Linked DNA regions of Homo sapiens: all the other regions are linked to region 1. Evidence: chromatin loops called from intact Hi-C (ENCODE). Cell type or tissue: endothelial cell of umbilical vein. All regions are shown on one strand. Region 1 overlaps DOCK4 (dedicator of cytokinesis 4). Region 2 overlaps IMMP2L (inner mitochondrial membrane peptidase subunit 2). Region 3 has its middle 960 kb from the start of LINC02903. Region 4 has its middle 15 kb from the start of LSMEM1. Region 5 overlaps LSMEM1 (leucine rich single-pass membrane protein 1). Region 6 overlaps IMMP2L (inner mitochondrial membrane peptidase subunit 2).

Region 1 (4,000 bases):
TTTTGTGGCAAGGTCTCACTTTGTTGCCCAGGCTAGAGTGCAGTGGCTCAATCTTGGCTCACTGCAACCTCTGCTTCCTGGGCTCAAGCAATTCTCCCACCTAAGCCTCCCAACTAGCTAGGACTAGAGGTGTGTGCCACCATGCCTGGCTAATTTTTGCATTTTTTTTTGTAGAGATGGGGTTTTGCCATGTTGTACAGGCTTCTCTCAAAACTCCTGGGCTCAAGTGATCTGCCTGCCTTGGCCTCCCAAAGTGCTGGGATTACAGGTGTGAACTACCTTATTTGGCCCAGGCTGAAGTGCAGTGGTGCCATCTTGGTTCACTGCAACCTCTGACTTCTGGGCTCAAGCCATCCTCCCAAGTAGCTGGGACTACAGGTGTGTACCACCACACCTGGCTAATTTTTATATTTTTTGTAGAGACGGGGTTTTGTCATGCTGCCCAGGCTGGTCCCAAACTTGTGAGTTCAAGTGATCCACTCACCTTGGTCTCCCAAAATGCTGGTATTACAGGCATAAGCCAAAACACCTGGCCAAGATTTTGCTGCTTAAACGACCACCTGAGGGGATGCGGTACCCTGAATCAACCCTTTGCGAAATATAGTCCTTGCATAAAGACCTCTCAAAGCAACAGATAACTATGGATACAAAGTTAATGACTCTGATAAGCTTATGGAGCGTAACTGTTAGTCAATGGCTATTTAGAGGCAACTGGAAACTTTGGCATCAGTCCTGAATAAGACTGAAGAAAGTAGCTGAGTTAGCGGAGGTTGATAAGAATGAAGTGGTTCAAAGTGAAGGTTAGAGAAGATGCTAGTGGCCTACCAAGGTTAGGGTGCCTCCCCGAATTTGAGAATGGTGGCTTGGTAAAGAGCACTCTATAAAATCTGTCCGAGAGGCTTACTTGGAACAGACCACTGTTTGACCCCGTGTAATAGAAGTTCAGGAAAGAGGGAGACAATTGTCAAGGAATTATGCAGCTACTAAGGTTTTTATCCCAGAAATCAAACGCCTACCTTTCTCTCAGGAATTCAGGACAAACTGGAGTAGTCAATAAAAGTTATTTTATAAAAGTGATCATTCAAATTCTTCAAATACCCACCAGTCTGTGTGGGTCTTGGAGGGACAGGGGGAGAGATAAGTTTCCCACTATCCGACATGTTCTTGGCTTCCTTCCCACTGTCCAGGCTCCAGCTGCTAGGGGTGGGGTTCACAGCTGGAAGGGAATAACACAGCTAAAAACACACGGTCCAGCTTTGCCCTTCCAATGCTTGAGATCTTAGAAGAAAGTCAGAATTATCCAGAATGAAAAACTTAACTGGATGAAAAACAAAACAGGAAACTTCTTGAATACTAAACCTTTATTTAATTGGCTGCCTAACAGTTATAGTTACCATTTAACTGGGCGCTAACAAGTCTCTTTATTTCCCTTAATGCTGTCAAAGGGAACTACAAATCTTTACACTGGGGTGTAAAACTTGCTGAGAATTACAAATGTGTTTAGATGCTGGATAACAGATGGAAGATGTAGTCACTGGGCTATTTTAAAACTTGGCTTTTAGTAGACATTTCTGGACAAGTGACACCTAAAAATGGAGAAGGCAATGACATACTAATATTTTAACTATTTGGCAGAATTCTTGGGAAAGAACAGCCATGCAATATTATCTCATTGATAACTCTTTCTGAAATCAATGAATTACACTGAAATATGTCCTTAAAAAATGATTTGGAATATGGACAGTGTCATTCTTATTTTGTAATTTGTCTGCTCTGTGCTTCGATAAGATGCAGGAATATGGGGCAATCCTGGCAGGAATAAGGGCAGGACACGCTGGTTGTAAATAGCCACTATGCAATGAGGTTTACAACAGCAAATCTGGGTTCCAGTGACTCACTCCCTGTACAGACACTGCCATCTGGTGGGCATGTTGAGAATTTCAACATTTTACCACTCGACCATTTTCACTTAATGGGATGGAGTTACCACTCTTAAAATTCTTTTTCTCTATTCTTTTAAATTTGCATCGTGGTTTTCTTTAGTAGAAGGGGTGAGAAAAATACCACATTCCTTAGTTCTACTGACAAAGATGAACATGTGACTTGTAACATTAAAGCTAAATTTGTGTTTTAAAATAATTTTGCCTAAGACTTCACTAATTTCCATCTCCCAAGGAAAGTTCTAATGTAGCAGTGTACCCAAATGACAATAGTTTACTTCTTAATGAGGGCAATTAAAAGGCACTTTCCCAGACTATTTCATTAACGACTCTTGATTTATTGGCCTGGGGAACTGCTCTTATTTTTGAGGCTTGACCCTGAGAGAGGTGAATGGGTGACTTGCTGCAAGCCCCGACCCCGTAGCTGAGGAAATCGTGTTTAATCTGCTCTTCATCTTCTGCCGTGTTGCAGACTGATCCTAATTGGCTATTTACTGCTGTCCATGTGTTTGGTTCTCATTTTGTGTGACCTTGAGGCAGGGCACACTCCATTATGCACTGGATTGCAATTCTTAAATGGTATTTAATTGTACAAGAGCCGTATCTGAGTCACAACAAACAACACATGAGTTGGCTGAATGAGCTTTGTAAGGGAGACGAAGGATGGGACCACCGAATCGATCCGGGTGAAGCTATTTTCATTGTGCTGAACAAGGAGCCTAATTGGCAACTTTGCTTCAGGAAGAGGAGGCATTGCCTGGGTGACTCACTGGATGATAACAAAAAGCCATTAAACATAGGCGTTCCTATCTTGCTCAGATTCTGCTGTTAAAATCTTATAGGAAAACAGCTTTTGAAGAATGATCATGAATAACTGTCTTTCATTAATCCCTTAAAGAGCATACTAGTCCTGATCATTAAAGAGCTAGAGCACTGCTTTCCACACAGACACACAGAAGACTGGAGAACATGAGGATAAAACAAGCCCTTACACATTCCAGGACTGACCATGGGGCTGGCCTTACCTTTTTCAGGTGCAGAGAGATTTGGGTCACTGCGTGGCAAGGCCCCGTCTCCAATATGATTAAACAGCATCCTCTGCAAAGTTACAAGGGTTGATTTTTATGATGTGATATACGGGCATGTGAAACCTTTCAGAAAATGAGACGATTATCTCCTCAGTAAAACTTTTTGTTCAAAATAATTTTTGTGTGATATGATGAGCCTAGGAACAAATAATTTAATTATATTTAAGTAAAAGGGGGTGGGAAGAGCCTTAGGTTTTGAGAAAGAAAAGAGTGTTGGAAAAGTTTGTATTATATTTTAAATATAAATGGTAAATGTTCATAATAAAATGTAAAAAATAAATAGTAAATAGCAGTTGTGCTATGAAGTTCTTTTTTTTTCTTTTCTTTTTAGAGATGGAATCTCACTATATTGCCCAGGCTGGTCTTGAATGCCTGGGCTCAAGCAGTCCTTCCAACCTTGGCCAATCCCAAAGCGCTGGGATTACAGGCATGAGCCACCACACCTGGCCTGTGTGGAGTTCTTTGTAAATACAAATGCTACAGTGGTGATATAAAACAGAAATAAGAATTAAAGGAGAAATATTAGTTCAAAAAATCACTAGTGAGTGAAATTTAACCCCTGCATGTTAAAAATCATTTATTAGGTAAAAAATATATGAAATAATTGATAGTCTACAATTTTTAACTTATAAAAATGCCAGTTTTACATGGTTTTACCTAATATATTAAATAGAAGGTACCAAGTCCTTAAAAGTAGATGTACTACGGCAGTGCACACTATTGAAATTTAGCAACATATATACTGCTTCCAATTTTACTAAAACCAGAAAACTTGGGAGGCTAATCAGAGAAGGCTTTCAGAGTTGCCCATGCTGACAAGAAGTTCTCCTGGAGCAGAACAAACTGAGAAATTCCCTTGCAGCATCATCAAGTGACAAAGGGAAATAGCTAGTCCAGCCAAATGCACTCAGATATAATTTCTGCAAGACATCAGCGTTGTGCAGAGGCGGTACCCTGGGACTTTCGGGAGGA
Region 2 (4,000 bases), 250 kb before region 1:
TAAAAACAAACTGATGCATTGTATAAGAAAAGCAAATATTCAATATTTGATATAAATTAAATGTATATTATGAACTGCAATCAAACCAACATCAATCTTCTAAAATGAAGCAGTTTCTAAATTGTATGAAAATACATGGATATGGTCTAGAAAGCATGTTTCATCATAAGACTAAAAAGATACTTTTTATTAGGCAGGGTCTCACTGTCACCCAGGCTGGAGTGCAGTGGCACAATCACAGATTACTGCAGTCTCGACCTCCCAGGCTCAATCGATCTTCCTACCTCAGCCTCCCAGGTAGCTAAGAACTACAGGCACGCATCACCAAACCCGGCTAATTTTTGTATTTTTTGTAGAGACAGGGTTTCACCGTGTTGCCCAGGCTGGTCTCAAACTCCTGGGCTTAAGGGATCCACACACCTTGCCCTCCCAAAGTGCCAGGATTACAGGCCTGAGCCACCTGGCCCTGACCTAAAAAAATACTTTAAATAATGCTAAAGAAGAATTTAGCATCAGATTTTTTGTTTCTTTCTCAAAGCAACAATATTGCTTCACGATCATCTGTTGTTAAATATATAATACTAGTAACTAAGCACTCTTTTATGTAAATGGCTCCTCCTAAGAACAAGCACATGAAAGTTTGTGTTATTTGTACATGACAAAGATATAGCACATAACTGAGTCATTAAAAACACAGTTCAGGCCGGGCGCAGTGGCTCACGCCTGTAATCCCAGCACTTTGGGAGGCCGAGGTGGATAGATTATGAGGTCAGGAGATCAAGACCATCGTGGCTAACACGGTGAAACCCGTCTCTACTAAAAATACAAAAAATTAGCTGGGCGTGGTGGTGGGCCCCTGTAGTCCCAACTACTCAGGAGGCTGAAGCAGGAGAATGGCCTGAACCCAGGAGGCGGGGCTTGCAGTGAGCCGAGATCCCGCCACTGCACTCCAGCCTGCGCAACAGAGCGAGACTCTGTTTCAAAAAAAAAAAAAAAAAAAAAAAAAAAACACAGTTCAACTGGAATAGCTATAATTTATATATCAATCCCAATTTGAATAGAATATTTTTGAAGTTAATGTATATAATAAATATCAATCACTATGAATATTTATATAAAATAGTAGTGTGCTCTTTTTAATATACTCCATGATATGGTAGGATACTTTTATGGACCCATGCAACCCTGAATATCAAGCAGCCCTGTTTTATTTTTCAATTATCTATTTAAGTCCACTTGGTTAGAGATAGTCAGCATGTTTCTCACGGGAAAAAAAAAATACTGCACAATTGTCTGCGTATAGTGTGACCTCTTTCACTTGGGTGGGTATCCTTTCCATCACCAACTAAGTGAGGATATAACCTTGTCAAACCAAAGGCAAAAGAATAATAAGCATATGACAGGCTAACCCAGCATGGAAAAGGTTGTTTAGGAGGTTGCAAAAATAGTACTCGGAATGACAAAATAAAAGTACACTTCAAAGAGCAGGTTAATATTTTTAAAAGCACTCAAAACCTGAGAAGCATTTAATCCCCCTCCTTGGATGTCTGCCATACAAAACTCCACTTGAATTTATTTCATTAGTCACTAACGAGATTTGGTTAATATGTTTTCAAATGAATACTGGTAGAATAGTCTGAAAGAAACACATTTATAGAATATCTATTTCCACAAAGCACTAGCCAAAGGTAAGTACAAATAAGCAGATGATGTCTTGCTTTTACCAATTATAAATTACCATCCAACAAGAAAAAAATCCTTCCAATTCAAGAATCAGAAATACAAATGGGAAAAGTATTTACCCAGTAGCAGGTTTTTACTGTCTCCAAATCAAATGGCAGTAACACTGCTACCTTAATTGCTACCCCTAACTGGCATAACAGGGAATCATACTACAACATTTTTATAAGTATTTGAAACCAGAAGAAATTAGACAAGTTTGGCTACAGTCTTCCTAGTGTAAATTTACTTTTAAAGCAAACAAACAAAAATCTCCAAACCATTTAGGCCTGTCCTAGGACTATGTATTATATCATTGTGTCAGTTATACACACTTTGACATTCCTTTTCTACATTAAGACTGGAATGAAATTTTTGATCCTGACCAGTCATCATATTATAACAGTGAAACAGTGCCACCTTTTGGACCCAAACAGAAGCATCCAGTGCTAGTCTTTCAAACTTCCTTTTTCAGTTAAACTCCTGATGTACATAAATGTCAATGATTTTCATGTCATAATTATCACCTTCTAGGAATACTTTTTAATCTATACAAACCAAGAAAACATTGGGGTAACAAAAAAGTTGCTTACCAAGATGCAAAATTTCAAAATATTCCAAAGTAGTACCAAATGCATGTATTTTTAATAATTTCTAATCAACATTTCATTAAATACATTTCACCAAATCCAAATATGTTAGTCAACTAACATATTTTAAATGCAAAAAATTCTTTTTATAGCATTGTTACACTGCAAAATTGATTTTTTAAAAATGCATTGTATTTAACATGTATTCAATTTAATAATTGGCAATATGATATTAACAGTGGATTACCAGTTAAATCAGCATAAGTATAAATAATTTTATATACAAATATAGTATGCTTCTGAGTTACTTACACCAATGATACAATGTCACCACGGTGTACTTCAAAATTCCTCACTTTCCAGTGGTTCAAAAGCACCACATCAGATGACTGGCTCCCCCCAGGATTCAAAGAAGGCTAGAAAATAAGGAGAAAGAGACACTTCTATCATTTGTATTTTTCAATCTTCATGGTTCTTGCACTTCACAGCTCGAGTGGACTGAAATAAAACATTTCTAATACAGTACCTTTCTATAAATTGCTGTTCTAAAGTAACTGCAAATGATGAGTTTTCAAAAAGGCTCACTGGGATTCTTCACAGATGAACCAGAAAAAAATAAATTACCAATGCTTATTTGAAAGGAACGTGTGCTAGACATTAAAATCTTTAGTAAACTCCAATAAAGAGGTATGAAAAGCCTTAAGAATAATATAAAAACATGAGGAAGAAGTGAGTCAAACCTCCTAACAAAATATCCAGATAGGATCTAATTCCACAGTAGTACACATCATTGTTCCATCTGGGGAAAAGAAGAAATAATCCCAAATCACAGTCATGTCCACAAATCTTCACAGTCATATGAAAAACTGAAGGGGGCAAAAGAAAGATGTGATAGGATTACCATTATAAAATGTATGGATTTCCCACTTTGACCTCTCTTTTCTCAAAAGAGCACATATCCTAAGGGTCCTGGTCCCAGTTTGAGCCTAATAAGGGGCTTTCATCCTAGGATTCAGAGAAGTCTAACTGTGCCTGAGGGTTAATGGATCAAGAACTGAGAAACATTTTGTGTAAGAATTTTTCTAAAGGTCAGGAACCATACAGGCACAAAAATTTGACTGGGGAACTATGAAACCAGCATACCTGTCATTTGGACAGGGGTACAGACAAAGCCAATGAATAACAAGCTTGAGGCAAGAACAGGGGGACAAAATAATTAGAAAAGCTAAGATAGCCTTTTCACTGTTTTTTAAATTTTTTTTCATTTTTTATTTCAATAGGTTTTGTAAGAAAAGACAGTGTTCGGTTACATGAGTTAAGTTCTTCAGCAGTGATTTCTGAGATTCTGGTGCACCCATCACCCGAGCAACGTACACTGTACCCAGTGTGTAGGCTTTTATCCCTCACCACCACCCACATTTTCCCCCAAGTCCCCAAAGTCCAATGTGTCATTCTTATGCCTTTGTGCCCTCATAGCTTAGCTCCCACATATCAGTGAGAACATACAATGTCTGGTTTTCCATTCATGACTTACTTCACTTAGATTAATAGTCTCCAATTCCTTTCAGATTGCTGTGAATAACATTATTTCGTTCCTTTTTATGGCTGAGTAATATATATACACACCACATTTTCTTTATCCACTCGTTGACTGATGGGCATTTGGGCTGGTTCCATATTTTTGCAACTGT
Region 3 (4,000 bases), 1.9 Mb before region 1:
TTTCTTTTTTTGCTTCCGGAAATAGAATGAACAAAATTCAGCTCAAATTAATTAGCTTTCTACTTTTACCTGTTAGCCTAGACAAGTTAATAAACTAACATACTAATAGGAAAGCACAGGAAATAAAAATGTCAGTAAATAAAAATTGAGTGGATAGAATTTTTTTTTTCAGGATATGAGTACAGCACTATAACTCCCCACATCTCACATCCATTCCAAGAGAAACTGTTTTCACTATTTACCTCCTAGCATTTTATTGCCTTTTTGCCTACATAGACGTGCTGGCAAGACATCATCCTCTGTAGTAACCAAAAAGATCTGTCTATCCTCTTACGAATATAGTGAAACTAAAAATGGTGTATGGATCAGACATCGATTCCACATGTCTGCATTTATAACTGTATAGAATCTCACCAGCAATGCAGACTTTATGATCATGCATACTTGAAGACTGTTATAAGTAAATGATTATTTTATCTTCTACTGAAAAGCTTAGATGATCTCACATTTTGAATAGTGGTTTGAAAAGAAGATGATCTAACTCAACTGGAAATCCACATTAGTGGTGAACTACTGTCTCATAATTTACCACAAGCACTAAGAATATGCTATGTATATGAAAGCACTGGCTAGAACACTTCCCATTTTGCAGTTCCTGAAGTTATTTTAGCTCAGTTGAGGAAGAGCCGAATCTCTGTAGCATGGCTCTGCCACATAGATTCTCCCAGGGGTTTGTTCCAACCCTTTACATTCTCTTACACTTCAGAGGTATGAGCAGAGAAACAGACTGGGAAATAAAAGTAAATATTAAATTTAACATCCTATCTGTGACTAGATAAATAAATCTATCCAAATAATGAGTTAGTTAAGAACTTTGTTGTCTCAACACCTATATTTGCTCATTAAAATTGTTAACAAACCCCACCAGGGTAAAAATACAACAGAAGGAAAACACGCAACTTCATGGAATGCTCACACTTTTTGTTTCCTTTTTTTATTTGTATTTGTTGCCTTGACATCCAACTTTAAATTGCTGAAGCCATTCTTCCCTAGGCAAAATCATTTTTAAAAGAAGAAGATGACTATAAAATCAGTAACTCCAAATTGAATGAGTAGTTTGATAGTACAAGTCAAGATTGCAAACACCAAATGCACCATTTGAAATAGAATAAATTTAGGTCATATCATTCTTTTCCTCTCCCATTTCCAAGGACAAGTCACTAGCTCCTGAACCTGTGCAAAGAGTTTACTCATTTACTTTACCCAGACTAAAATAAATCAAGGAAGGATACAGCTGCAAGTAGATATGAAATGGAGATCACACACATTTTGATAGAAATCAATTTAACATTTACCAGGAACATGCTTTTCAATAATATATGACCTGATACAAAGCACCTTCATGTTATTAACAAACTTGGATATATTAGAGAAATTCAGTATTATTAAATACTCATTAACAAATCCTAATCTTTTCTTTGTCAGGAATTTTTACTGAAATCCCTCCTACCTGCCTAATCACCAGGTGGCAGTGTAGTAGCACTCATCCATATCTGTCTTTGAAAAACTTCAATAAAGTGGCATTACAATGAGATTTTCACATAGCATAGGTAGAAGTGTTTGGGTTTTGAAATTTTTTAAGTGTTACTCCCCCCCAGTATTAAAATAGCCTTGCATACATTTTCATAAGTTCCCTTTTGCTTTGAGTACTATGTAGATAGTTATTTTCTCCAATTTTTTAAACTAGAAAAACTGAATATATATATATAACCTCACGGTTCTCTGTTGTCTTAGTTTTAAATAGGAACCTTTTCTACATCATAATAAGAAGCACATTATGTATTTTTTTCAACCAGCTCTTTTCAACAATTGGATTACGGCTGGGTTTCCCAAAGCTTCAACAGAAGCATATGCCAGCAGACTACAAACCTCGAAGACAAGAATCCTGACATTTCATTTTTCCTTATCTAAACTTCTCCAGCTGTCATTATGCCATCTGAGACGAGTTTTCAGTCTACAGTTCTATTCACTCTATCAATTTCTTTGTATTTGCACAATGTTCATTCAGCACTTTAGCCAGGACAAAAGAACCAATTTCAACATTTGGTTTCAGATACCCAGGGTTTATTACGTGCTTAAAGTATGTCTGGATTCTTCTTTTTGCAGATGGAAATTCAAAGATCCAGGTCATGTAATCTGATCCAATGCCAACTAGTGAGTGTGGGACATAACTTCAAACCTGCAGCATCTATGTTTACTCTCTGTTGGAATTTAATGTCATATTATCCACAAATACTTCCTGCTGTATCAGAAATAAGGTATTTGGGAATGTCTCCTAAACCCTCTATATAATCTTTTCCAATATTAGAGTCAGTAGAAATCCTCTGTTTTTGAGCTGCAGGTGTTAATTGGGAGGTAGAAGAAAGTGACTTTTACTGCAAGAACTGGGATTAAACTGCAGTTACATTTCTTGAAAAGCTGACTACACAAAACCTGGCTAAAAACAACGACAACCTAAAGGAGACACTCTATGACCCGATGAATGGCTGGAAGTCTTAGCAGGCTGAATTAAAAAATACTTGGAATTTTATTTGGAAAACCTTCCTTCTGTAGTGAGTCCACCTCCATGTGCTTGATGCAGTTGACACTTACTACCCTGCAGAAGATTATTCAGCCTGTCAGCCAATCTAGAAAATAAAATAATCACAATCCATGTTTGGTGGTATAGTAACTATTAAGTTGATACGGGAACATTTTGCAAAACATGTTAAAATTAAGTTAAAATGAAAGTGGCTCGAAATTAGGATTGTAAGATTTTGCATTTCAATTCAGTTTCCACAGCAATGTTTGGTTGAACTAAAATTCTAAATATGTTAGGAATAAGCCTCTGCTGTACATCATTATGTTCAAAGTTCTCTGTAGCTCCATTTGTGAAAACAAGTGGATGAATAGGTATACATTTTAAAAATATATCTTTGGGATAAAAAGCCTTTTTGAGTTCTTGGTTTTCAGGATGTTCTTTCTGGTATTCTTAAAATAAATGCTTCTATAGTATTACAAAGATAATTTCATTAACCTGCTAAAATGGGAATGTATTTATAGCTACAAGGTGAAAAGTATTATTAATAATAATTTCAAGATGACAGATATTAAATAGTTCAATTATTATTGATAATAAGATTTTATATGAGTGTGTTTTTATTTTCTATTTTAGTTATAAGTAAATCATAATATTCTTCTAAAAATGGTCTTTATCAAAATTATTTTAAAATGTTTCATTAGATAATAAGCAATGCCATTACATGGATTTTTCTCTCACTTTTTAATATAAATTAACCAATCAGCATTTCTAGATATCTCATAATTTGATAACTAGAAAGGTCTTTGGAGATACCTCAGAATAAAATATTTATTATATAAATGAAGAAATTAAGACCCAGTGAGGTTAAGTGACATCTAAAAGGATACAAAAAATCAATGGCTAAATAGGGCCAGAACTCAAATCTCCTAAGTACAAATGCCTTCTGTATAAGTTTTCTCTCTCTCTCTTTTTTTTTTTTTTTGGTAACACCTTATGTTTAATTCCATTCATATTTTATATTTTATATGTATAATTTCTAGTGAACTCACTGCATATCACTGTGTAAAATTTAAGGCACACATTTTTCTTAATATTTTCTTAAGAAAATTTATCATTCTTGACCATTCCTGAGAGCAAAATAATTGACTAAGAATAACAAATGTTGAGACAAGCAAGCCTACGTTCAAATCCTAACCATGACTGTAACTAACTATGGACAAATTATTTAACTTCTCTGAGCTTTAATTACCTCACTTATATAATGGAAATATGACTTCATCCAGGCCTGTGGTAAAAATTAAATGAAATAACACATCTAGATGTCTGCATTTAGTTATAATAGTAGGAATAATAACAACAATTATTATTATTGTGAACATGTAATAAAGTTTCAGTTGACCTGTACTGGGTTAAAATGAC
Region 4 (4,000 bases), 760 kb after region 1:
AGAGAGCCTGAGAAGATCTGGTTGAGAAAAGTAGTGCTGCTCGGGTCTCTGCCTAAGGGAGAGACCCTTAGGCATTAGACTCACCTAGACTCACCCCTAATGAGTCTAATTAGACTCATTAGACTCACATTAGACTCACCCCTGCCTGATCCCACCCACATCAATTACATCAGGATCCACCAAGTCCCATCATTTTGAGTGGGAACTTCCTGTCTTGAGTCTTCTTCTGAAGACGTTTTCTAGACCCTGTGATAGGAGAAGATTGACATTCCCTTCTGGGGATGGTCAGATGTCCCTTATTTGATCTAGCCGTATAAGTGACTTAGAAACAACTCTACTCTTCAGATTTAGTGGGATTAAAAATGTAATCAACCAATATTAAAATATTCAATAATCAATTGGAACCAATGACAGTCATGCACCATGAACTGAGACAAGTGATTGATTTATTCCTCAGGAGCTGAGGAGCAAAACCAAGTGTTAAAGTGAGCAGAGATAGGCTGTTATGTAGTATAGTGCAACTCCTAAAACGGCAAAGAATAAAATTTGTCTTAAATTTAGCTGAGTTTTCTGTCTTTGCAAATGAGTCAATTTGGACAAAACTTGTGTTACCCTTGAATTTCCCTCACCACTTAAGGGAAATCAAAAGAAGTCACATAATCGGTCAGAAAGAAATTCAAGGAAGCATTTACTTCTGTTTCATTTCTTCATTTTCTCTTTTTTTTCCCCCTTCAAGATTAGTATTAACATTAACATGGCTGGGAATTCTTCTGTAGACATTTGCTTTTTGGCCAGCAATGTGGGGAGCAGGATGTGAAGGTGGATAAGAACAGAGACAGCAGCCATGGCATGAAATATAGAGCCCACCTGCAAGGCGGCAGGCAGTGTTTGAAGTCTTCTTAGATGGAGGCAGGCATGAGATATTTCATGTCTTCCCAAGTGGCTAAAGAACAAATGATCTGTGAGAAATGCAGTCCTGAATTTAGAGAGTCATGATCCTAATTCTTCTTCATTTCTTGGCCTCATCTATTCCCTTTTAAATTTTGAAACTTGATTCATTTTTCATGCATGAATTCCCAAAGTAATGAGTTGTAACAGGCTTATTTCATTAGGAACATTCCTTCTGAATGTGCAGTGCTGCTGCCACAGAGCATTTATTGTTTAATGAACAAATGGAGCAGACCAAACAATTGAAAACCAGTTAATAATTCAATTAAGGCTTCTCCAATGCTAAAAATGTCTAATTTGTCATTCCCTAAAGTGATTTTCAATATCGCCAGAATCAGACTAAATTAGAACTCTACTCTGTGTCCCCTTCTCAAACCTAGCAAACTTCTTTAATATTCATAAGTCAGGGTCAGCTTCTGAATTACTGTAAACTTATGTAGAGGCTCAAAAACAGTTTTTTATAGACTCAGAAAAACACTGACGAAAGACATGAGGCAGCCTTTGACATTCAGTCTGGGACCTTTTAAAGAAAACTTTCAGTAGAGATGCTAGAAAACCCAGGTTCTTTCCATATTACTTGGTAAAAATCACAAAGGAATATTTTATAAATGTTTTCCCACCAACTTGATGCAATTCACTCTTCTTTTGAGCCTAGAACTTCATTTGAACCTCTTAGATTTTGCCTTGTAATCGTGTATTTGTGTTGTTCCCTTTGTTTGATTCTGGTCTGGGCATCCCCAGCGTGTTAGTACATTGCTCAATAACGTGAATTTGTTTAATTGAATTAAGCTTGGAAGAGTTTCCAGGCTGTCTGCATTGCCTCTGATTTGCAATTACAGCAAAGTGGTGTTCACTAATAGGAGAGGAGGGACACCTGGTGGCAGTTGGGTACTTCAAGCGAAGGAGGTCCATTTGAAAGAAAGAAGGAAAGTGAGAGGATAGAGTATGTGTGGGATACTGGAGGGAGAGCAAATGGTGGCATCAGACCTAGAACAACTGGGAGCTGCAACTGGAGGAAATGGCCATGAGTAGGCTAAGAGGGCTGTGTAGACAGTGGTGAAAACTGTGGACTTTGGAATTGAAGGACCTGTCTTTGAATCTGGCTCTGCTGCTCACAAGTTGTGTGAGCTTGGCTAAGTTATTTACCTTTCCTGGGCCTTGGTCAGCTCCTCGATAAAATGGGAATAACACTTATCTCACAGAGTTGCTGTGATGATCGAACAAAATGATGCCTAGCACTTGGTAAGCACTGGATTTATGAGAGTGGCTAATCTTTTTATTTGCAGAAAGAAGGGGGAAAGCAGAGTCTGAGGTCCAGACAAGACCTTCTGCTGGCTCTAGAGAGGGGCTGATGGTTCTTTTGGATTTGAGGAATTTTCCTCAGAAGGGAGCTCTCCAATCCCACTTTTAGGAAGGTCTGCACAAGGTAACCTTATCTTCAGGCCTCTTCTGGGAAGAATCTTCTCGTGAAGCACTAGGAATTTATTAAGCTCCAGACGCTTTCATCATGTAGACGTGCATCCCTCATGGACCTTATCTCTAAGTGGGGAAGCAAGGTTACCACACAATGGCAAAATAAGAAAGAAGACATGGTTAAGTGCCCAAATTTATGGCCCAGAAAATAAGAGCTGGAATGGTTCAGGGGAGGGCAGATATCTCCTTGAGCAGACAATAAGCTAACTGCTATCCCAGGAAAGCCCTCAGCCCCATGCAAACTGGGACAGTTGGTCACCCTACCTTTAGAGAGAATAACAGAGCCATCCAGAGAGTTTCTCTGGATGTCTCTACAGAACTGCCTACAACCTCACCCTAACTTTTAGCTTTTCCTCAAGACTCACATCGAGGTAAACTGCTTGTTTTAAGAACTAACCTCTGTCCTTAATTCAGTCTCCTATTCCTAACCCGGGACCATGTTCTATCTAGTCAATTTGTCCCTTTCCAACTGCTAAAACATTTCTCAAATCCATCCCTTCCTCCCTATCCCTACTGTCTGTGCTCTACTTAAGCCCATAATTGTGTTTTGTCCACATGATCACAACAGACTTCCCACCGGTCTCGTAGACTCTGGGTTTGTCTCTTTCGAGTCCTCATTCCACAAGGCCATTAGAATAACCTTCTTAAAAATGTAAATCTATACCCTCCCTAGTAAAAAATCTTTAATAGTTCCCAAATCCTGCTTTGTAGGTTCTTTATAGCATGCTATTTCCACGATGTCTTTGTTCAGAGAGTCCCTTCTCTTTGGGATATTCTTTCTAATCCCTTCATTTCAACATCCCTCCTGCATGTATCCAGTCTTCTCAAACAGACCCTCTAAAATGTTTTTGGTTTTGCTTCCTCAAGGAGTCCTACCCTAATATTTTCAGGCACCAGATGGACTTTGGAGTCAGGTGAACTGGATTAGAATCTCAGTTCTGATTCTTAAAAGCTGTGTGGCCTGGGAAGGAAACTTAACCTCTTTCTCAGTTCCTTCCTCTCTGAAAATGAGGGTGATAACATTGACCCTATAGTGGTTGAAAGGAGATCACGTGTTTGTGAAACACTTAGCATAACTCCTGGTTCACAGTCAGCATTCCACTGGGCTGTAACCACCACGAGGGTAGAGACCATGTCTCTCTTTTTCATCCTTGAAACCTTAGTGCCTAGCAGTGTCTGGCAGACAGAAGGCTTTTTGAATAAATGAGTAAAGAAACAGTAGCTTTTAGGAATGTATTTATATACATATGTATTTCCTACAGTTTCCTCCTTATTAAAATTGCTTGGGGATAAGAAACCTCTAATTTTCCTAGGCTTTCTCTTATTTGCAAATGCATCTGTTTACTCCTCAAAGGTGGATTGTGGATTCTTCATGAAGAAGAATGATTTAACCTGGAAAGATTAGAGATGTCAGTTGACCAGGGAAAGCTTTTCTTAACTTATAGTGACCTTTGTGGAGGAATCCATTGCTTAGTGGACTCTGATGATGCAGCTCGTCCAGTCAAGGTCCACTCTCCTTGACTTTGCAGCTGCTGTCCTGGGGAAGGATGATGAGGGGGAGCTCAGTCAGCAGGTGAGA
Region 5 (4,000 bases), 750 kb after region 1:
TTTTAATATTTTAGACTAAGTTTAAATTGCTCAGTAAGTGTCTGATACTTTTTTTCCCCACATCTTCTTTAGGTGTATACTTTTTTTTTTTTTTTATGAATTTGGTTTCTCCCAACTCTATATTGCTCTTCATTCTGTAGATGAGTTTTAAAGGAAATTTTTGCAACAACAGAAAGTAAACAGTGTGTTGTCAAATACACACAGGCACCATATTTATCGCATTGACTTTACTAGAGTCCAGATAGACATCACATGAGGATTTTTATCCTCAATCTTATTTCTGTTCATGTACTTATTATTAACTGCCTCCAATTCTTTTGAAAATGGTGAGATTTAAATCCTAAATAAACATTTCAGGTGTTCCATCTTAACATAAGTCACCAACTTCTAAACCTGGCACTGGGCATTTGAAGAATAGGATTCGTCCCTACTCTAAGGAGTTTTCAGTCTATCGGGAAATCAAAGATGTAAGCAAATAGATGCAATAAAATACTACAGATGTTCTGATAGAAGAATGTAAAGAATCCAGCAAAGGCAAAAGGAAAGACAGGTTGGTTCTCTCTTCCTAGGGGAAGTGATGTTTGAGCTGAGTCTTGAGGCAGGATTAGGAAGGGATATAGAAAAGAAAAGTAGCACAAAGCAAGACTCATTGAATGCTGAACAAAAGGCCCGATTCCAGCTCTGCTGCCAGGCAAATGTGTGATCCTGGGCATTTACCTCGCCGAGCTTCCATTTCCTCATTTGCGGAAAGGATGGGAACTAAAGCACATCTAACACCCTTTCTAGATCCAAACATCCTCTATCACGATTAGACTTGATAACCATGAAAGGAAAAGCTTTTATAGTAATTGAAATTTGTCTTTCTAGAGGCTTCTTTTCACATAATTAAATGGCCACAAGTTCTCTGTTGTGCTAGAGATACATCTCCACATAAACCTTTTAAACTCTTCAGGATTTTCAGTGTTGCTTGCAGTTGTGCTGTCGTTAGAGAATATTACTTTCAATATTTAATAAACCTCAAGCTATTACATAAGTGACCTCAGTCTAAGGGAAACCCAGGTGGAAGAGATCTCAGAGGTCCTGAAGTCTAGCAGCATTCCTCTCTATAGCAGCTAAGTTTGCTAAGATTGTTGTCTTGGGGACTCACAGTCAGCATCTTATGGCTAAAGGAATTGTGTGAAGAGAAGGACTTACATGCCATATGGAGGGAGGCTATAAAAATTGCAATTTTCTATTAAAGCCTCCTGCAATTAGAATGGTTCATGGTAATATTCTCTTTTTTCAGAATGTTTTGTGGCCACTGCTGACTAGCTTAATTTTGTCTACCTAGTCTTCTTGCACAAAGGATTTGAGGCATCTCACCAGAATGTGAACAATGTAATAAAAGAAAAATTTTAAAATTAGTTACAAAATAAAAACAGATCCAGGGAAAATATAGGCAGAACTGAGACATCTGAGGAGGAGAAAAGAGTGTTTGCAGATAAGCAGGGTATACATGGATGTACAATTCTTAAAATTGGGCCACACATTTGACTGTGAGCTTCCTGGCAAGCAAAGCAAAAAGAACGATTACAAAGTGGTCCACAGAAGGAAATATTTTTTTCTGGATAAGCCAAGTTCTCTAGAGCCTTAGTTGAAAATACTATTTGTGGGTGGTTCTTCATAGGCCTGTCTGGCTTCCTGGTGGCTGTGGTTCTTGTGAAGTTGAGTTCACAAGCCCAACCTCTTGTTTTTAACATCAGTGTTTTCTTCCAGGGACAATGACTCATTCTTCCCAGGACACTGGTTCTTGTGGCATTCAGGAAGATGGAAAGCTTTATGTGGTGGATTCCATAAATGACTTAAACAAACTAAACCTCTGTCCAGCCGGATCGCAGCATCTGTTCCGTATGTGTGCTGGGGAAGGCACAGCAGCCCTTCCTAGCTTCTAGGCTACCTAAAAATAGCCACTGCTGACTGGATGTGTGGGTGTGGTGGAGGGGGAGGGGGCATTAGGAAGAGGTTGGCACTGGAAATGTTATTTGTTGTTGGGCAATTTTGCTTTTGTTTTCTGAATACTTGACAGGATTATGGGCTTTCTTGGATCCTACACGAGATTTGAACTCTTGACTTCAAATATTCTGAGATCCTGTGGCGTTTCTGTCCCTGGAAAGGGGTGGAGCCTGCAGAGCTGGACTCCTGGAGGCTGGCTCATCCCTCTCCTAGTGACCATGGCTAGGTTACCGATGGGGACCACTTCCCACAGGAGTGTTGTTTTATAGCAGATTGCTGAGAGAATGCTCAATCCAGAGCATTTTCTACTTACAAGTTACAAATTGTGCAATTAAGGGTTGGAGAAAGGGGGTGGGGGGAGCAAAATAAAATCTGCTAAATACTAAGTGTGTATCTTGCCTCCTAAATATTATAAATGAGCTTTATCAGATCACTCTGAGTGCCATCTTTTCTAGCTTAAATGCTGACATTCAAACACCAGTGTTAATTGCTCACTTGCCATTTGTTTCATATGCACTCTAAACTTACTGTTCCAATTTTATATCTATTATTTCCTGTCTAAATCCTTTCCAAGTTCCTCCTTTTTTTCTTCATTTTAATAAGTTCAAATTTTCATCTGTTTTTATTGCTGTCAGTCTCAATAGCAGTAGAAGTTTAGGTGTCAGCCCTATGCTGTTGCTTTGATTAGGAAGCAAAAGTGGCTGAAGCGTATGGCATAGGATGTACTTATAAGGCATGGGACATAAGCCACCCATCTGTCCATAATCAAGTGGCACAGTGAGTGGGACCAATTCAACGTAGGAGAGTATGCAAAAAGTAATCCAGTGATCTCCACTACCCCAGGTTTCTGCGTTGCTTATTCACTGCAACAAATAATCTGGGTGTTATTAGGCAACTAGATCTTGCAAAACGGTGATTAAATGCAGTCAATTCTTGGTTTGAGTGAACCAAGCTGTCGATAAAATGTAGCTGCATTCTCAGTTCAACTGCAAAGCATTTAAAAGAACGTTGCTTCCAGAGCATATCCATCCAGAAGACAGCTTTAAAAAACCAAAATAGGTCAGGGCCATTTTTGTTTAAATGGATGTAGGCTTAACTGATTATTCCTATAATAAAAGAAGTTTCCAGGGAAATATCCCAGAGCATTCAATTGAGTCTTCCACCCAGCATAGGTATCCCACAACCAGCTCTGTTTTACTCCTGGGTTACTTTGGGAAAGGGTAATAGAACTTCTATCACTCTTAGCCTTTAACTTCTATATTCCCTCTCCCCACACACAAAAATTCATGTTCTGCTATTTCAGTGTTAAGACAGTCTTCAAAGAACTTTCCAAAGAGGTCTAAGGAGATAGCTTAACCCTGCTTATTCCTTGAATACCAATAGAGAAGAAGGTAAATAATTCACAAATTTCTCTGTGCCCAAAGACATTCCTAAAACAGAAGTCACGGCCGGGCGCCGTGGCTCACGCCTGTAATCCCAGCACTTTGGGAGGCCGAGGAGGGCAGATCATGAGGTCAGGAGATTGAGACCATCCTGGATATCATGGTGAAACCCCATCTCTACTAAAAATACAAAAACTTAGCGGGACGTGGTGGCGGGGGCCTGTAGTCCCAGCTACTCGGGAGGCTGAGGCAGGAGAATGGCGTGAACCCGGGAGGCAGAGGTTGCAGTGAGCCGAGATCAAGCCACTGCACTCCAGCCTGGTTGACAGAGCAAGACTCTGTCTCAAAAAAAAAGAGTCACTTTCTAGGCTTGTCAGAGAGAAAGTGGGTGTGTCCATTACTCACGGTCTAACACTGGGGTACTGTTCAGTTCTGCTGACAAGTTGTATGCTGAGCAGTTTTTGTCCTTGTTTTTTGTTTGTTTCATATTAGCTCTAGAGGACAAAATCCCAGTCCTTGGCACAAACTCAGGAAATGGAAGCCGGAGTCTGTTTTTTGTGGGGCTGCTAATTGTGCTGATTGTCAGCCTGGCACTGGTTTTTTTCGTGATATTTCTAATAGGTAAG
Region 6 (4,000 bases), 410 kb before region 1:
TCAAAATAGAATGCCTCATTTAACCTGCTTTATGAGTGTTCACTCACATAGATCATTATATATAAAAAGTGTCACTGTAACTAAATAATTTCTACAATTTCATTAACATGTACTCAACTCCCTTTGCTGCATGTCTCTATCATAGCTGTTCCTGCGAGGTACTGTAACCCACCATTCATTCATCCATGTACTTCTTACACTTCAAAAGACTGAACTATTTCTTTTGTAGCACTTGGCATGAGCAAATACATAATATATTAATAAATAAAAATAAATATAGGAAAATTCAGCTCACAAATGTGCTATTTGTGCATGAAAAGGAAAAATATTTTTAACTATTTTCAGAAATAAGTTAGAGGCTAGAAAGTAATCTTATGGTATATTAATAATTTAAAAGTCATCATCAAATCCTGTGGTTTGGCCAAAATAAATGCAGAAGTAGAAAGAAAGAGAGCCATAAATTGCTTAAGGTCAGAAATGCAAGCTGAAAACATAGTGTACATAATACAAGAAATTCTTAATTCTCCAGATTTCTATGTGTCAAAAGGCTCCTGATTTCAGTGTGGAAATGAGGGTTTTAACTACATACCTGAATCACCTGTTTGGAAAATAGGTACGTATAGTAGATATATAATATATAAGAATACATATGAGAATAAAGTATTATAAAGCAGCATAACCACCCACATTTCACCATCTTTTCATCATTAAACTAAAAAATATTTTTACAAAACCACATGACCTCTCAGTCATAATAGAACTAATGAAACTACAAAGATCCAATCTTACTCAGAGAACTTGTACGATTTTTGAAAACAGCACCATTAAAACAGCTCTCTCAGAGTATTCTCCTATAAGCTCTTAAAAGTTATTTTGAAAACTGTCAATACAGCTGGGGTTCTTTTCCACCCAGTGGCAGGTTACAAAGGAATATTAAAGATGTTTCAAAAACTGATATAATTCAGGAAAAATAATTTAAACAATATGACTGCAATTATGACATATTACAATGAAATACATGGCAGCTAGAACTAAATAGGAGCCCACAGAATGATACTTAGAAATGCATTTACATGGTTACTGAGTTTTCCCCAGTAGAAAAGCAACTATCCCTTCTTGCTCCTTATTGGTACAAAAATTATTTCAGGGCCCACAAATTCTAAAAGCATTACAAAGTTTGAAGAATATAAAGTAAATGGCAATTATAAAAAGTAAGGGTTTATATTTTACAAGCCCCAATACAGCAAGGCTTAGAATTAGTTATAAAAACTAGAGGTGTGTTACGTCTTAGAGTAGGTAACAGCTGGATACTGTGTAGAATAAATGCTCATGCCCATGGGTGGGATGTTCATAATGCTGAAGGGCAAGAGAGAGAGATGTATAGCTTGAGAAGTGATGTGGATAATTGCTTGTCATTAAACAGCAGAGTAATTGCTGCAGCAAATTCCCATGTAACTATTCCACATGAAACTTCAACGTGCCCTTGGACTTACTAAACATACATAGTTTTCTCAGATAAAAAGACAGCAGTCAATGATGCACCACACTTAAAAAGATCATTATTTTATTATTTAGTCTCACAAAAAAACATTGGGACCCTAACCATTAATAACACAGAGAAAAAAAAAGCCATTGATTTTTACATTAGTAAGACCTTGGTAAGATCTCAGAATCTACTTTTTCCTAACCTGCTCAGACTAGGTGTCTCATAAAGCCTACAATAATTTAAAAGATCGTCACATCTTTTGAAAAGCTTTCATGTACAATCATGTTATTCAGTATTCAAATTCATAATAAGCCAAGATACGAAACATTTAAGTTGCTGCAGGATGTTGAGCGCTATTAAGAATGCATTAATAGAGAGGATTCTAGGCAGCTGAAGCTGTGGCAGAGGTATAAATTTGAAAGTACCAAAATATCCTGAAAAGAAACAGAAACAGGAAGAGGAAAAAAAAGAGAAGGAGAAGAATTAAAACTACACACCCTATCTCAACATAACTAGAAAACAAGGAAACTCCAAACTTCAAAGTACTTGTAAATATAAATATAAACATCAAGACCTACCTACCTCTCTCATGTGCTCCTGCCAGTAGCCTTCATGGAGACCAAGAGCAGTTCAGGAGAAACTACACAAACGAGAGCAGAGAGGAGTTAAGGGCAGGTTGAACCATGATTTAAAACCACTGCTAGAAACAGAAAGAAACTCAGCCCTTGGCCCTATATATACTGAAAAGTGAACAGTTAGCTCAGAACACTGATAACAGAAAGGAGACTTGAAAACGCACATGGGACATGACAAGCCACCTTGCAAAGGCGTCACTTTGGAGAGAAAAGACAGCTAAAACAACAGGAGAGGTTTCTTTGGAAACTATACATTAGAGAGAGAAAAAGGGGAGAACATTTCGAATTACATAAAACAAAAGAAAATTTAAAAATTGGAAGGCATATGCCATTTGAAAACCATGCCATCCAGTAAAGAAACAATACTTTGCTTACAATAACAGGAGAGGGTGCTCTTGAACTAGAAATGTTAAGCCATCCCAACATACAGATAAACAAAAACCTAGCATAAAAAGAAAATTGAAAATAAGGACCCAAACAATTAAGGTGATAAAAAATTCCACCCTCTCACACAAACAAATGGCAAGACACTGGCAAGAACAGTGGCAAAACAGAAGAAAACCATAACACTCAAAACTAATAAATATCCATAAATTCTGCAATTAGGTAGATTTAAAAAACAACCTTGAAATAAGAATTAAAAACTAAGTAGAGAAATGAATGACCAGAAAATTTTAAAAGGAAAAAATAAAACACCAATTGATTGAACACAGAAAGAAAAGAGAAGAAAAATACAAAATCACATCAGAAATGGAACGTAAATTACAAGATGCCCAAGGAAAAACAGATTTGAAAGAAAATGCAATAAGAGACACTGGAAAAATAGTAGAAAATCAACTAAATGAATAAAATGAAATAGAGAAAAAAGTAAAAAGGGTCAAAGAGAAAGTGGCTGAAATGGAAGACAGGAAAAAGAAGATACAATTTATATATAAATGGAATTTCTGAAGAAGACTTTTTAAAATAAAATATGACTAATAATGAAATTCTAACCAAGAAAGTATTCAAACACAAACAACCACAACTTATATACTGAAAGGGCCCACTAGCCACGGGGTGGGGGGAAAAAAAAAACTTGTAACAATCAACTCAGAGACATATTTTAGTAAAAGTAGTAGACATTCAAGATAAAGGAAAAATCCTCAGGGAATCCAGGCAAATGAATTCAAACAACATACACAAGTAAAAGAATTAGACTGGCAATAGATTTATCAAAAATAAGATTCATATCCAACAAGAGGTTAGTATACAAAATGTACATAAAGCTCAAATGACTCAATAGCAAGAAAACCAAAAATCCAATTTAAAAATGGTCAAGATATCTGAATAAAAATTTCTCAAAAGAAGACATACAAATGTCCAGCAGACATATGAAAAAATGTTCAACATCGCTAATCATTAGAGAAATGCAAATTAAAGACCACAATGAGATATCATCTTACACTTATCAGAATGGCTATTATCAAAAAGACAAAAGTTAACAAATATTGACAAGGATGTGGAGAAAAGGGAATCCTTGTATACTGTTGGTGCGAATATATATTAGTATATCGATTATGAAAAACTGTATGGAAGTTCCTCAAAAAACTAAAAATAGAATTAGCATATGACCCAGCAATCCCACTTCTGGGTGTTTACCTAAAAGATTTGAAATCAGTTTGTTGAAGAAATGTCTGCATTCCATGTTTATTGCAGCACTATTCACCATCGCTAAGTTATGGAATCAACCTAAGTGCCCATCAATGGATGAATGGATAAACAAAATGTGGTAAATATACACAGTGAAATTCTATTCAGCCCTTAAAAAGAAGGATTCTGTCATTTGTAGCAGCATGTGTGAAAATGGAGAACATTATGCTAAGTGAAATAAATAAGGCAA

What was found. A loop is a pair of places that touch in the nucleus more often than their neighbours do. Peaks named below come from ENCODE experiments on the same cell type or tissue, not always from the same donor. Only the 100,000 strongest peaks of a DNase experiment are listed, where the experiment ranks them.
Region 2: it touches region 1 in a loop (11-fold over the local background); 33 of 110 quality-filtered maps call a loop at or near these places.
Region 3: it touches region 1 in a loop (6-fold over the local background); 23 of 110 quality-filtered maps call a loop at or near these places.
Region 4: a loop joins it to region 1, with 4 times the contacts of the local background. A loop is called at or near these places in 60 of 110 quality-filtered maps.
Region 5: a loop joins it to region 1, with 2.8 times the contacts of the local background. A loop is called at or near these places in 59 of 110 quality-filtered maps.
Region 6: a loop joins it to region 1, with 29 times the contacts of the local background. A loop is called at or near these places in 18 of 110 quality-filtered maps.

The regions. Positions count from the first base shown.
Region 1 is chr7:111,733,952-111,737,951 of GRCh38, forward strand. DOCK4 (dedicator of cytokinesis 4) reads right to left here. Exons shown (of 53, transcript NM_001363540.2): 50 at 2,966-3,038; 51 at 1,103-1,216. Among named protein-coding and RNA genes, the nearest start is that of DOCK4-AS1, 73 kb to the right of the region's middle. In endothelial cell of umbilical vein, a CTCF peak has its summit at 1,899 (motif pointing left); a DNase peak (open chromatin) is centred at 1,930; H3K27ac peaks cover 956 bases.
Region 2 is chr7:111,484,617-111,488,616 of GRCh38, forward strand. It overlaps IMMP2L (inner mitochondrial membrane peptidase subunit 2), which reads right to left. Exons shown (of 6, transcript NM_032549.4): 3 at 2,622-2,725. Among named protein-coding and RNA genes, the nearest start is that of IMMP2L, 76 kb to the right of the region's middle. In endothelial cell of umbilical vein, a CTCF peak has its summit at 2,152 (motif pointing left); a DNase peak (open chromatin) is centred at 2,115.
Region 3 is chr7:109,843,032-109,847,031 of GRCh38, forward strand. No RefSeq gene overlaps it. Among named protein-coding and RNA genes, the nearest start is that of LINC02903, 960 kb to the left of the region's middle. In endothelial cell of umbilical vein, a CTCF peak has its summit at 1,521 (motif pointing right); no DNase peak of the experiment used is centred here.
Region 4 is chr7:112,494,217-112,498,216 of GRCh38, forward strand. No RefSeq gene overlaps it. Among named protein-coding and RNA genes, the nearest start is that of LSMEM1, 15 kb to the left of the region's middle. RefSeq lists a silencer at 2,496-2,709. In endothelial cell of umbilical vein, a CTCF peak has its summit at 1,836 (motif pointing left); a DNase peak (open chromatin) is centred at 1,805.
Region 5 is chr7:112,483,057-112,487,056 of GRCh38, forward strand. It overlaps LSMEM1 (leucine rich single-pass membrane protein 1), which reads left to right. Exons shown (of 4, transcript NM_182597.3): 2 at 1,756-1,887; 3 at 3,867-3,995. The coding sequence starts at 1,761. Among named protein-coding and RNA genes, the nearest start is that of LSMEM1, 4.1 kb to the left of the region's middle. In endothelial cell of umbilical vein, no CTCF peak of the experiment used is centred here; a DNase peak (open chromatin) is centred at 1,775; H3K27ac peaks cover 888 bases.
Region 6 is chr7:111,327,326-111,331,325 of GRCh38, forward strand. The region is part of intron 3 of IMMP2L (inner mitochondrial membrane peptidase subunit 2); the gene reads right to left. Among named protein-coding and RNA genes, the nearest start is that of IMMP2L, 230 kb to the right of the region's middle. In endothelial cell of umbilical vein, no CTCF peak of the experiment used is centred here; no DNase peak of the experiment used is centred here.